2 separate regions of the Mus musculus genome follow, and region 2 is linked to region 1. Evidence: chromatin contacts called from ENCODE Hi-C or POLR2A ChIA-PET data. All regions are on one chromosome and are shown on one strand. Each heading gives the region's core, a stretch centred on a gene start or an enhancer-like site at or near the end of the contact. The rest is flanking DNA. Distances are from core to core; before and after follow the strand shown. Region 1 holds the start of Dleu2 (deleted in lymphocytic leukemia, 2). Region 2 has its middle 56 kb from the start of Gm35419.

Region 1 (6,764 bases), core at 2,667-5,166:
GTTGAAGTCAGCCGCAGCTTAGCGACCTCAGCTGAGGCCGGGGAGAGCTCGATGCTGGAGGGTTAACTCAAAAGCTCGGCGCCCAGAGGTCGCCTGAGGCCCTGTGGGTCGAGGCCAGACGCGCTGTTTGCAGGAGGAATTCCAGGAGGACTCTACCAGGGCACGCAGCCGGCTAAAACAGGCGCTCCCTTTTCCAGACCATATTCCTCATAAAATCTAAAGCCAGATGCATCGCTTGGGCCATGCTCCCATTTCACCTCGAAAGGCGTGGATTTATTTCCAAACTGGACTCCACACCAAGGTGTCTGACTCGGGTTTCAGTGGCGAGCGCAAAGGATGGCAGTTTGAGCATTTAAGTCTTAACTTTAGCTCAGGCAAAACATTAGTTATGAATGCATGGATTTTTTTTAAACTAAAGAACGTAGAGTGTGGATTTTTTTTTAAGCGCGTGCTTTTTGTTTAGAAAGAATGGAGGGCAAGACCAACTTCACAATCACAGACGCCCACTTTAACAGCAACACCCCATGGAACCCGATCACGAAAACACGTCATTTGCAAGAGTGAGAAAACTAGCCATATAATAAGACCAAAGGTCGAACTTGGTAAACGCAGACCTTTTATAATCTCTTGAGTCAAAACTAGCTTTTGTGCTGGGTAATTTTATTTTTTTAAGAAATGGGGGAAAGCTAAAAAGAGAGCGTCAGGGTCTATTTCCTAGGTAGCTTGCCTCACTCATATAGAGGGGAAAGAGGATAAAGTGGGCCTTCCCTTTCAGTTAGGGCTTTCTGATGTTTACCAAGAGGGTTCCGGGGGTAGAAATATCTGCCTTTCCAGGTTTCGACCAAGAGAACTTATGAAAGGCAAGGCCATTTTTTTTTTTTTTGAGTCCTGTGGTTAAATTATTGGCGAAGCTGAGTCTGAACAATGCAAATACATACAGGACTCCTAGTCTTGGGTTTTACAGAGCGAATGACCTCAGTGCAAAAGCAAAGCGCCTCTGAGCAGCTGGAAGGGTAATGGCTGTCTGCTAAGTCCTTAGTCAGGTGTGGGTGAGCAGGGCGAGCACTCCAGCAAACGGTTTCCACTTTCAACTCCCCGAGACCCTGCAGGTCTTTCTCACACTTGCCCAGACCTACAGATACTGCTGCAACAAAGGTGTTACTAAACAGAATAAAGTGTGTGGTAAAGAAAGTATGGGGGTGGGGTGAGGGTGGAAGCTGTTTCAAGTCAGTGTTGTTTCTCTGTGGGGGAAGAAGGGGAAGCGAGGACACGTTTTAGCTGACTAGATTGACACCAGCTGCCATTCCTGAGCGCCCCAGTTGTGTTTGGTTACCTTCACCTCGTAAGATGCCTTCCCTGAACTGCTAAAGTCGGCCCACCCGTCTCTTTGAAACCTGCCGGAGGCCGCCTTTGTCACTGCAATGACTCCTATGAGGGAAGAGGGATACCACTAGTTTCGTGAAGTCTTTTAAATTGTATAGAACTTTGGTTATTTGCGTGTGGGCGGGATGCTTATCCAGTTTCAGCCGGGCAAGAATTCCGTGGGCCTCGAGTCCCAAGAGGCCTTTGCGCACCCTCGCCTGCGTTCCTGCCTGAGACCCTGCTAAGACATCTGCCACTAGAAGCCAAACTCGTTCGTGTCACACTCCTTTACTTCTGCAGGGTCTCAGTCTTCAACTTCGAGACCCAGACCAAACTCTCCATGCAAGATTGATGTACTATCCATATGCACTTTTCCGGAGATGGGAGTTTGGGGGGAGGGGGACCCTTCGCAACCTAGGACAGATCCTGGCAACTCCTGGGCTTCCTTCGGGAACAGCTCCCCCCACCCCCACCCCCATCTCGGCCAATGTTTGCGACCCTACACTTAGGTCTGCCACCGCTGCCCTTAGGGAAGTGGCTGTGACTGATGCGCCTGAAGTGGTTTCGTTTTGATTCCCTTCCCTCCTCTCCGCGGCTAGGAAGACCGTGAAAGAACAAAGTGGGGGCGGAAAGCCGGTGTCTTAACAAAATAGCTGTGCCGCTGAGCCTTAGTCGGAGGACGGGGTAAGGCAACCATGACCATGCCTTGACAAACTCTGACCCTTGCAAGAGTGGGAAGGACCAGGAGGCCCTGACTTGTTTACTAAATGCAAAGAAACGTGATTTGTAGCTATTGCTGCAACCAAAGTGTCAAAGAAACGAATTTGCATTCATAAGAGGTTTGTTTTCCAAATGCTGAGTAATGAAGGGTACAAGGACCGGGAGGTGAGTAGCTAGGGCCTTTGGATAAATTGCAGAGGATGGGGAAGATTGAGGTCCCGCCCTAGGCTCTGCACACCGCCAGGTGTGGGCGACCAAAGCCTATCAGGCCTGCAGCTCCAAACTTTAGAAAGGAAGCGAGTGCTGCAAAAGTTCACTTTATATTGTCTCACTTCCTTCTTTTAGCAAGCACACACATAGCAAACTTGGAAGGCACGTTCTAAGCTTTAGAATCTAAAGTTTCTCCTTTAAAAAAAAGAAAGAAAGAAAGAAAAGAAATAGAAATAGAGAGAGCGAAAGCAAGCGGGCCTAAATCTGGAAAGGTTTCTCAACTCTAGGCAAATCTATTTCCTCCCCCATCTGACTCTTGGAAAAGCTCTACCAGGTTTGGACCCACCCTTATACCTAACTTCCAAGCCCCTCACAGTAGGTAGGTGCCCGTGCTGAGGCGTGGTGGTGGTCCGAACTTGGGGCGGGGGAGTGGGATGGGGGGAGTTCTTCTAGACTGTTTACCCCTCTCCAGTTGCTGGGAAAGTCCGATGCGTTTCCTGTTCTCATCCGAGCTCAGCCTGTTTTCCTGAATCAGTGATCTGGTAGCTAACTTATTATGTTCTGATCCTGAAAAGTAAAACTGCGTTCTGAAATCAATTACTTAGGAAAGGGACTAGAAGCTACAGAAGTTAATCACGCTTAGACTAACCACTTAGTTTGCCTTAATTGTAAGGCCTTCCTTTGGTGTTTATCGCACTTTTTGTTTACACTGAGCCCTCCGCCTAGGCTTTAGGCCAGCAGGGCGCTCAGTTTCACTTCGGGGTTTGGAGGGGCCTATCACTTCGTCCTCGGGGTTTAAAGGCAACTTGTAATGGTTTGCCCCAATCACTCCTGTAACCAAAGAGTAAGTCCTCAAGAACCGCGTTCCCTTGTCAAGGAGTCGGATGCGCAAATGCCTGGGGCTTTAAGCAGCTGGGAAAGCGAGAAGGAAGCTAGCGTGAAGCTAGCTGCACCTGCGGATCCAGAGCGTCCGCCCCGCGCTTCCCGCGCCCAGCGCTTTTGCCTGGGAGCTGCTGCGAGCCACCCCCGCACCCCTCACGCCCGTTGGCCGGGGGAGCGAGGCCTAGCAAGCGGACGCCTGCGGGAGCCGCCGCACGTAGGGGGCACAGGGACTTGTCCAGGCCGTGGGCTCCAAAGCGAGGCCCAAACGCGCGCGCTCTCTGCAAGTAGGGCGGTGGCGCTCCCAGAGACGGAGGGAGGTAGAGACGCCCGAGCGAGCGAGCGAACGGCACGCTCGGGGCCACTCCGCGCGCAAGGCTCGGGTCCGGGAGAAATTCCCCCCCCCCACCCCCCGTCGAGTGGTCAGAGTGCGGGTCCCCAGGTCGTGCACACCACCCGGGCCGGCGACCCCAGCCAGGAGCAGGGGAGCGCCGCAGGGCGGAGGCCGCTGCCACGGAACCAGGCGGGCGGCGCACAGCCCCGGGGAGCTGGTTTTCCCGAGAGGGCACGTGACGGGGTTGGCAGCGCTCGGGCCCGGGCGGGGGGAGGGGGAAGTGGCGAGCAGGAGGCCCGGGGGCGGGCGGCTGGCGCGCTGTGTACTTAGGTCGTGTGCTGGGGCTTTTCTCTCCTGGGAGCGGGCCGAGGGGCGGGGGAGGGGCCACCGCTCCGCCTTCTTCTTTTCGCAATGTTGACGCAATCTATAAATAGTGGAACAAAAGGACCAACTTCCTCGGAGCTTTGCTGAAACTGCACAAAAAATCGAGCTGGGGGGTTCCCTGGTCCCCGATGTTGGGGCGGAGAGCGCGGCGCCGAGGGAGGGGGCGGCGCAGACCGGCCTAGGGGACACCTGGTCGAGCGCAGCCGCCGCTCCGCTCGAGCCCTGCGCTCCAGTGCCCCCACTGGCTGGAGAGCTCGCCCAGACCGGGGGTCTTCCTCCGTCGCTGACAGGTCAGTGCGCACCGCCCCTTTCGACTCTAGGCTGCTTTTCTCCCTCCTCCAGCCTCCACTTTTAGAAGGGAACCGGGGCGGGGGCGGGGGGCGGTAAGGAAATAGAACGAGGAGCAGCAGCGACAGAAGGAAAAAAAAAAAAAAAAAGCAAAGCTGTAACCCCGGCGTGCACGGAGCGAAGAGAGTGAGGGGCTCCAGGAGGAGATCTGCGCGTGGCCCCCACGGGAGACGGAGCTGGCAGAGCAGGCGGGCCGCAGGGTGAGAGGAGGGGGCTCCCCGGAGGCCGTGCGCGTCTCTCGGTCCCCTTTGAACGCAGACCTGCAGAGTCCGCCTGGTCCACGGTGGGAGGAATGAGTGGAGAATTGTCGCCGCCGCCACTGCACCCCCGAGGCCCACGCACCCTGAGCGCCTAAATTTGGGGACAGGGTGGGAGGGGGGCACCCTGCGCTCAGGGAGCAAGGACCTGAACTCAGGAGCCCGCTGCTTCGCCGTTGGGGAGGGCGGAGCTGGCGCTGTTGACAGCGGTGAGGGAGCAGGGAGGGCGAAAGTTGGGGAGAGGAGGCGGGAGAGGTGGGAGTCTAGTTGAAAAGGGGGGGGAGGGAGCGCGCGCGCGGGATTCTGAGGGGCGTGGATCACGTGATGGGCAACCACCCCCGCTACAGGCTGGCGGTAGGGTGACGTCACCACCCTGCCTGCAGGGGGTGGCACTTCCGTTTTCTCCCCCCCCCCACCCCCCCCAGGGCTGCTGCTCCCAAGCTTCTGCACCCTCCTGAGGGTGGGCAATAGTCTGAGGTCATCAGGTGCTTTGGCAACAACCGGGAGTTAGGCAATGAGGGCTAGGTCTGAAGCTCAAGCCGGGCCGCCCCTCGACGCGCCCCATTGTGTGAGCAGTGGGCGAGGGCGGTGCCGGGTGCCGGGCCCCCCGCGGCTCCCAGCTCCAAAAGGGCGGGGAGGACTCTGTTCCGTCAAGGCGGAGTCTGGCCACTAGCTGGTTCCTGAGTCCAGACTTCGAGATCCCAGCGACTAGGGTCTTACTCGCCTGACTAGCCCTCTGGGCGCCTGGTGGTTAGGAGCCAGTTCTATGGCTCTGGTCCGTGGCCCAGCTTGATGGGTGTGTGGTCAATCTGTCACCACTGGAGCGACTCAATTCCAGCAGTCCTTAAGAGCTATTTTGAGTAAACTCTGGGTTTTGGTGACTCAGCTCGGTGAGCGGCGCTATTTATAGGTAGATGAGTTAAGAGCGGGGAAATACGCTTCGATAGGATCGGTCCGCCCTATTATAGCAAAGATCTCTACTAAGAAGCAACAATTTAAAGTCTTAGGAAAGAAAAATACTTGGTTCTTAGAATCTGTGTTGTAAGGAGAAGACTTAGAACAGTGAAAGTGGAACATTTCCCGGAGTAAATGGAGAATTTGGGGACTGTCATGACCATTAACTGGCTTTTCGGTGTAGGTTACTGACTCTCCTAGACACCTGCAACATAGAATGCCCATATTAGAATGATAAAAGGGGAAACTAAATGCTGGCAAAGTCCCTGCACTATATTCTGTAACAGGAAGGGATGTGTGATATTTATCTAGTGTCAAAAGTCTGGTCTGGTGGGAATTTTATGTTTATCACCCAATTTCTTCCAAGAAAGTACAACAAAAACGTGTGCTTTTCTTCCCTAGTGTGTAAATGTGCCACTAGTACGTTATTGCTTGTTGGGGTGTTATGATTTTAATTTTCACATTCCCACATTCCTTCAGCCTCCACTTTAGAAATCCAAGAGGCATATGCTATGAGAAAGATTGTGAGGTTGTCTGTCGGGTGGGAAGAGTTGAGTGAGCTCTCCTAGCCGCTGTAGCTTTCCATAGGTAGTGTCACCTGGGGTGTCTCTTGAAAGAAAGATGGTGACTTCCTGAGTGGTTAGGTCAGCTAAGAATAAAAGTGTCCAAAAGACTACAGAGTACACACACTGGGGCCTGCAAGATAGATGTGCGTACTGGTACGGGTGCTGGGTGGGAGTTGAAAAGGGGTAAGAGGGAAGCTGGACAGATGGTCAGGGCCTTCATGATTCAGAATAACCATGCTGAGGAATTTGTATTTGTACCTGAATGGGCATTTTTATTTTTTTAGCCTTTTAGGATGAACAGATATGCTTTGAGGGGAAAAAAAAAGCAATGGGTGGTGGTTGGTTTTTTTTTTCCTCCTACAAGTAAACAGAAAATGTAGCACAGGATTTCAAAGGGTTTCTCTGCTTTGTGATGCCTCAGCTCAAAACCTGCAAGAAGGGAAAACCTCCAGAAGATGTCTGATAGATGTGACAATTGGTCACATAGGCCTTGTGAGGATCTGGGAGGCTTAGAGATGGGATGTAAAAGGATTGTGAGCTAAGATAGAACCTGCTAGAACCACCTGCCATGTACCCAAGAGAAGTCATTAGCTGTTTGAGGTCAAGGGATGCACAGTCTTGTCTTTGGGTGAGTAAGAAGGTGTGGACCTCGGGGTAAACACATTTTTTACACTATGGGGGAACCTTTCCCAGGGAGGTTGGTGTAAAGTCTGGATCTCTGAAGTCACTAAAATATAAGTGGTAGCTAAA
Region 2 (6,764 bases), core at 2,754-5,253, 540 kb before region 1:
GGGTAGCACTTCTTGAGGAGACTGGAGGTAGCAGTGGCTTTCTTGGAGAAAGTGTGTCACTGAGGGTGGGCTTTGGTGTTTTAAGAGCCCACGTCAGGCTCAGTGGCTCCCTTTCTTCCTGCTGCACTGTATCTGGATGTAGACTCTTAGGTACTTCTCTTGCACTGTATCTGCCTGCATGGCCCCCATGCGCCCCACCATGGTGACAATAGATTAAACCTCTGAATCTATAAGCAAATCCCAATTAGATATTTTTCTTTATAATATTTGCTTTGGCTATGGTATCTCTCCATGATAATAGAACACCAAGACCCCCAAGTCACACAACTTCTGTCCCATCCACCACCTACCGCTCACTATTTACTAGGCAGTACATTTTAGAAGATTCTTTTAAAAGCTCCAAAGTTAGTTGTAAGTAGAACCACATTATTTGAAATGAGAATTCATTACCAAGAGGTCCCATAGAGACTCACCCAGTCCTTCAGAGCCTCTTTGGAACAAGACAAGCTGCCTTGGGAACCATTCTTTTTCTTCCCCAGATCCATCTACCCACAGCAGTGGCCGTATATCCTTGGACTCCATTGTTCAAGCTTCCAGGGTCAGACCTGTCACACACTAGGGTGTGGTTTTGTTGTCACACTAAGCACTTCTCTCATTCCTTCGGTGTCTTCCTGCATTGCACTGTCTCCCCTTTATCCTTCAATCTTACTTTCTGTCCCTTTTCTCAAACCTCTTATCGCCATAAGGGAACATTGGGAGCTGGAGTGAAGAAAACCCTTTCCTCCTAGTCTCTTCCAATCTCCCTGCCCTCCACTCTGTCTCCTCCCTCTCCCTCCCTGCCTTCCTCTCACTGTCCCTCCAGGAGTCTCCACCACATACTGCTGGTGGGAAAACCTCACCAATAGAAAAGGTGTTGTGTTTGTCAAGTCCCTGAGTAAGAGCTGCTCCTCACTTCCCATGCCCCCCCTCCTTATTTAGCAGTTATTGGTTTTGAATAGAATGCTGCTCTGTGCTGCAAAATACAACTTCATTTTATGGTGTTGTTTGACCTGCTTCAAACACCTAATTCTTCAGACCTTTTTAAAAATATCACATTTTTACTTTTTTCATTTAATGGAGCGTGTGCATGTGAGTATATGTACATTTGTGGCGCACATGTGCCACAGTACATGTAAAAAGGTCTGAAGACAACTTACAGGAAGTTATTTCCCTCCTTCTACCATGTGGGATCTGGAGATGGAGTTGTCAGGCTTGGCAGAAAGCATCTTTGCACACTGAGCCACCTCGACAACCCACTTTTCCCATTTGTGAATGCACTGCATTTATTGGTTTTGTTTGTTTATTTATTTTTACTCACTTTATTTTAAGACTTTATTTTTATTTTATTATGTATGTAATTCAGGCTGACTTCAAACTTGCAACCCCTCCCTGCTTCATCCTCCCTCGTGATGAGATTACAGCTTCGTACCATAATGACTGACTCTTCGTTGGCAAATGGTAGGCTGGTATCCTGAGAAGTCAAAGGATTTGTTCAAGGCCTCCTCACAAGTCTAGAAAAGACTGGCACTCCACTCTGTGCTGATACCAGCCACACAGCCATCCGCTGGGATAATCTAGTATATCATGTGTGATCAGGAGGAAAGAACACATTTCTGACCAATTCAGGTCCTTGGCCTATTCAGAGAGCTCTCTGGGGATAGTTAATGACTCCTGGAACTGAAAGGGAGAGGATGAAAAATCCAGACCAGTCTAGCTTCCTTTCTGGGGGCAGTCTTGAGAAGCCAGGGTCCTGGTGGAAAAGTATGTCTTTTTTCAGAGCCAAGTAGAAGTTTCTGGCAGTTTCAAGGATAGTCAAAACACACCACAAGAAACAGCTGGCCGAAGGGGAGTCAAGTGTGTAGGATGTGACAGGTAGGAAAGTCCTCAAACACCATGAAGCTGAAATGAAAGAGCAGTGCTGCAGAGGCCCAGGTCACTCATCTGCCACAAACTCTAGCTTAGGGGAGGCACCGAGAAGCACTGTGACCAGGGAGGTAACCGACTTTATGGATTCTATGCTCATGTGCATGTGCCTGGGCCTGGGAACAGAAACCCAATTGATGCTTCTGCTCCCCGTGTTTGTGTTTCCTTTAAGACATGAAAACAGGCATGGTGGCACACACTTTTAATCCCAATACTCAGGAGTCAGAGGCAAGTAGATCTCTGTGGGTTTGAGGCCAACCTGTTCTGCATATTGAGTTCCTGGCCAGCCAGGGCTACATAGGAAGACCTAATTTCAAAAGAAGAAGAAGAAGAAGAAGAAGAAGAAGAAGAAGAAGAAGAAGAAGAAGAAGAAGAAGAAGAAGAAGAAGAAGAAGAAGAAGAGGAGGAGGAGGAGGAGGAGGAGGAGGAGGAGGAGGAGGAGGAAGAGGAGGAGGAGGAGGAGGAGGAGGAGCAGGAGGAGCAGGAGGAGCAGGAGGAGCAGGAGGAGCAGGAGGAGGAAGAATAAGAAAAGGATAAGAATAAAGAGGAGGAGGAAGAGGAGAAAGAGAAGAGGAGTAGGAGGGAGATATGGGGGCTGGAGAGAGCATTCAGTGGTCAGAACACTTACTAGTCTTGCAGAGGTCATGAGGTCCTTTCCCCAAACCCAAATGGTGGTCCACAACCTACTATTACCCCAGTTCTAGGGAACCTAAAACTGTTTTTTGGCCTCTCTGGGCACCAGGCACAGACATGGTATATATATACATAAATAAATGCTGGTATTTATGCACATAAAATAAAAACAAATCTTAAAAATAAAAAGGAAAGAAATGCACACAGCCATCCATAGCCCTTAGCTCTTTATCTAGGGGTGACACGTCATGAGATTTTTTTTCTCATCCACAAACAACAGTAAATGAATGCAGCAGGCTGTATTTACATAAAAACACAACTGAGCACATATATGTGTGAGCAGTGACAATAATTAAAAAAGAAATTATAAATTTGAGAGGGAGTTGGGCAACATGGGAGGAGGTGCGGGGTGGCAGAAATTATGTCACTACAGTACTCATGTGTAAAATTCTCAAAAAGACAAATGTGTAGGTTGACCTGTTAAAGAGCTGAAACAGACTCAGGAAGATATGAGCTCAAAATGCTGACTAATGGCTCAAAAAAATTAGCCATATCATTCTGTTCTTCAATTCCCCATGTCTCTCATCAGAAAGACTCACCAGCTCCCTTCTCCAGATCCCTTTTTTATCCTTTCAAAAAAGAAACAAACCACCTTTCAAAAAAGGTGGGGACCCGAAGAAAGACTGTCCCAAGAGACACCCCGAATCTAATAATAGATCCTCTTCTCTTCAGCCACATGAAAACCCCACAACTCATCCCTCCTGCTTTTTAACATTTAGAATCTCATTATATGTAGACACCGAGTCTTAAGAGTTTAATTTCCTCCCTGGTAGTATTAATCCGCTAGCCTTCTGCCTTTCCTCATGAACGGAGAGAAAGAATCTGCTTTGCACAAGTGTAGCTGTAGCATACCAACAAACCAAGGATGCTTTAAATATAAAAGGGCTACCCAGTGGCATGTGAAGGAACAGGCAAGACCACTGTGCTGGCCAGCTTTGGAACCGGAGACTAAGTTCTGAAAAACCTACACAAAAGAAAGAAAGAGAGGGAGGAGGGGACAGGGATGAAATGAGCATAAGAAGTGAAAGGCAGACTTTACAGTCACGGGCAGTTGTTGTTTGAGTACTCTCTATGTTGCCTCAAGACACAGCTGTACATAAAATACTCTGCCTCTCTCCTCTCTAATGGAGTCATATTCATTTCTACTTAACGAGAATCACAAATGCTATTTCGAAACTGCTCGGTTCTGAGGAGCACTGTCTAGTTGGGTGTTTCTTACGCACTCGTTGGCATGGTTATGCCCGCCTAATATAAATGTCGGTAGCCTTTCAAAGGCCTTCACAGGACATCTTTTGAGCATGCCAGTTACCATGGTCACCAGTGTACCCATTTGCAAGGAAAATTGGAAGCCATGCTCATTACGTCAAGAACTACATCGGGCGATAAAGAGAGCATGCTTGCTTCAGAGTTGGCAACTGGTTATTTGTTAGACTCCCTGCCCACACAGTTCCATCAAACAATGTCTCATTCAACTGCCGAAGTCAAAGTTTACAGCTCTGATCTTTCCAACTGGAGCTGAGTGTGCCCGTGAATGCAGAACCTTCCCTAGCAGACTCAGCTCAGCAGAGGGCGACCTATTCTGGTGACTTTGTAAGAACAAAAGAGCCAAGTCATCAGATGGGGCGTGGAGAGAAGCCACAAAACAGTGCATTCTTTTTCAAAAGATGTACTTTTTATCTTCTGTGCATGTATTTGTGTATATTATTGGATATATCTGTGTATGTTATTTTTTTGTGTGTTTATGTGTGCCACAGGCATGCAAGTAGCTTTGGAGGCAAGAGAAGACCATCAGACTCCTGGGAACTGGAGTTGCATGTGGCTCTCTCAGATCCTCTGACAGCTGATTCATCTCTCCAGCTAAAACAATCTCCATTCTAGGACCTTCTAGCATGAACTACATACTTCACCTGGGCTGTGACACTCCTGTGTTTCTCTAGCCAAAATTTTCGGTGAGTGAGAGAGATCATCTGTAAAATATCTCAATCTAAGCCACCCACAGTGTCCTGCATTTTAATCTCAGCATTTGGGAGGCAGAGGCAAGCAGATCTCTATGAGTTCATGGCCAGCCTGGTCTACATAGTGAGTTGCAGGTCAGCAAGATCTGGATAGTGAGAACCTGACTAAACTAGACAAAACCAAATACTGTACTCTCCAGAGTTCTGTGATTCTAAAGCACTCTGACTTCATGCATTTGTGTCATCTGTTCAAAAGCACATGTTCATAAGTGCACAAACACACACACACACACACATACACACACATACACACCCACATACACACACATACACACACATACACACACACACACACAGAGAGAGAGAGAGAGAGGGAGAGAGAGAGAGAGAGAGAGTGAGCTTTCTTTAAAAGATTTGTGAGGTTGAGAATTTAATTGACATACTTGACACTTTTACATGGTATATGGCACATGCTCACGCACACACACACACACACACCTATCCTTTTCTTTACAATCCAACCTGAAAACATGTTCCACAGCTCACCTAAACTCTGACTTGAGAGTTCACATGAGAACAGCTGACTTATTTATTCTAAGTGAGGCCGTCCAGAACCAGGAGAACACTGTACATTGTCACTCATGTGGAGGTCCCAGTATTGAATCTCTAGATGTGTGTTTAATTTGGAGTATCTGTAGAACCCAGGAAAATATCAAGGGGCTTTTAGTGAGGAGGAGGAAGAAAACTATTGAGAGAGGACTAATAGTACACAGGTGATGACAGAAAGAAAGAGGGGAATGGTGGGGAGAGAAATTTAAATGGAGAGGGGTGGAGATTATACCTCTGGGGCTCCCAGAGAAACCCAAACAATTCAGGGTATCATGCTCTCAGTTGCCCACCAGAACTTGACCGTGACACATCGTTGCTAAAGACATTATTCACATCAGTCACAGGGCATGGAGAAATCAAGTTGGCACTGACTGACCAAGAATTCCCAATGCTGATTAGTGTTCCTAGTACCGTTAGGCACTTTATGAGGGAGAATATTCATTAGTAGTGTTATCCAACCGCAAAATCTGTGAACTACAATAGTATGCCCATGGGTGTAATAGTGGAATGAATGCTATGGGGGTAACTAACCAGTTCATGAGGAAATGCGTACTTGGTACTATAAATTTGGTCAATAACTGGTAGCTAGGGAGTCCATAGGCTCTAGGAGTGAGGCTATTACTGTTCTTTTACTAACTAGACTTAGAATCAAGCTATTGTCTACATTCTGAGCATGTATCACTCTACCCAAGGAGCAATGCTGCTTCAGATCCCATGGGGAAGTTGTTGCAGCAGATGGTCTTTAAGGTAGACTCATAACTAGTCAAATACAGAGAACCCGTGTCTGTGTAGTGCTCAGCCACAAATATGACATGCGCATCCCTGCCTCTATCCCAAGGCTCACTGTGGAAGATGCTGTGGAAAAAGTGAAAGAGCCAGAAGTCCAGGAGAACCTATCTGTGTGAAACAGTGCCTTCTGGATGTGACAGGACTTCTCCTCCCATGAGTCAGAGCAGCTGTGGTCATCTGCACTAGACCTACATCAACTCAGGCCAATCAAGCCCATGAACCCTAACTCTAGTTGATAGCTTCAGAAGGACGAGGAGCCAGTTTTCTTTAAGTGTGCGGCCCCTGGTGTGTTGCCCAAACTCCAATGGATGACTCTATACCCATGAGTACATGGGCAACACACACACACACACAAAAATCAAAGAGTGCATGAAGTCGAGAGAGGGCAGGGTGGCTCTGGAGGAGCTAGTGGGAGAAGTGGGGTGGAAATACAATCAACATACATTGTGTTCATATATAAAATACTCAAAAGATTAATAAAAATATTATATAAAAGGGCTAAAGTACACACTCCAGGGTAGGATTTTAAGATGCTAACGAGATATGCCATGCATTAAGTTGTGGGTGGGACTCCATGCAACAGAGCACATACAGAGAAAGTATGTGTTACACGAAGGAGTAAAAAAGCCCCCAAGTGTGACATGAAGTCCCTACCATTTGGACAATAGGTATTGAAGTCACTAAACATTCTTTCTTTGCTCTGGCTTGCTGCACCTAGGAAGCCCATCTTTTTCAGATAAAGAATGCTGCCTCTAC

What was found. Hi-C counts contacts between places; a loop is a spot of excess contacts on that map. ChIA-PET counts read pairs that join two places held with the same protein, here RNA polymerase II (POLR2A).
Region 2: a map of left cerebral cortex shows a loop between it and region 1 (2.3-fold over the local background). The contact joins the enhancer-like site here to the promoter of Dleu2 in region 1. A Hi-C loop is called at or near these places in 1 of 37 maps with a recorded cell type or tissue (left cerebral cortex). POLR2A ChIA-PET finds 5 or more read pairs at or near these places in 1 of 5 experiments (Patski).

Annotation. Positions count from the first base shown.
Region 1 is chr14:61,679,525-61,686,288 of GRCm38, reverse strand. Dleu2 (deleted in lymphocytic leukemia, 2) reads left to right here and starts at 3,916. Exons shown (of 7, transcript NR_028264.1): 1 at 3,916-4,179.
Region 2 is chr14:62,224,121-62,230,884 of GRCm38, reverse strand. No RefSeq gene overlaps it. Among named protein-coding and RNA genes, the nearest start is that of Gm35419, 56 kb to the right of the region's middle. Within about 2 kb of position 4,003, at least 1 of the 3 ENCODE cell types and tissues checked has a DNase peak (open chromatin) inside an H3K27ac peak, as active enhancers do; it is left cerebral cortex, where a contact is called at or near this core.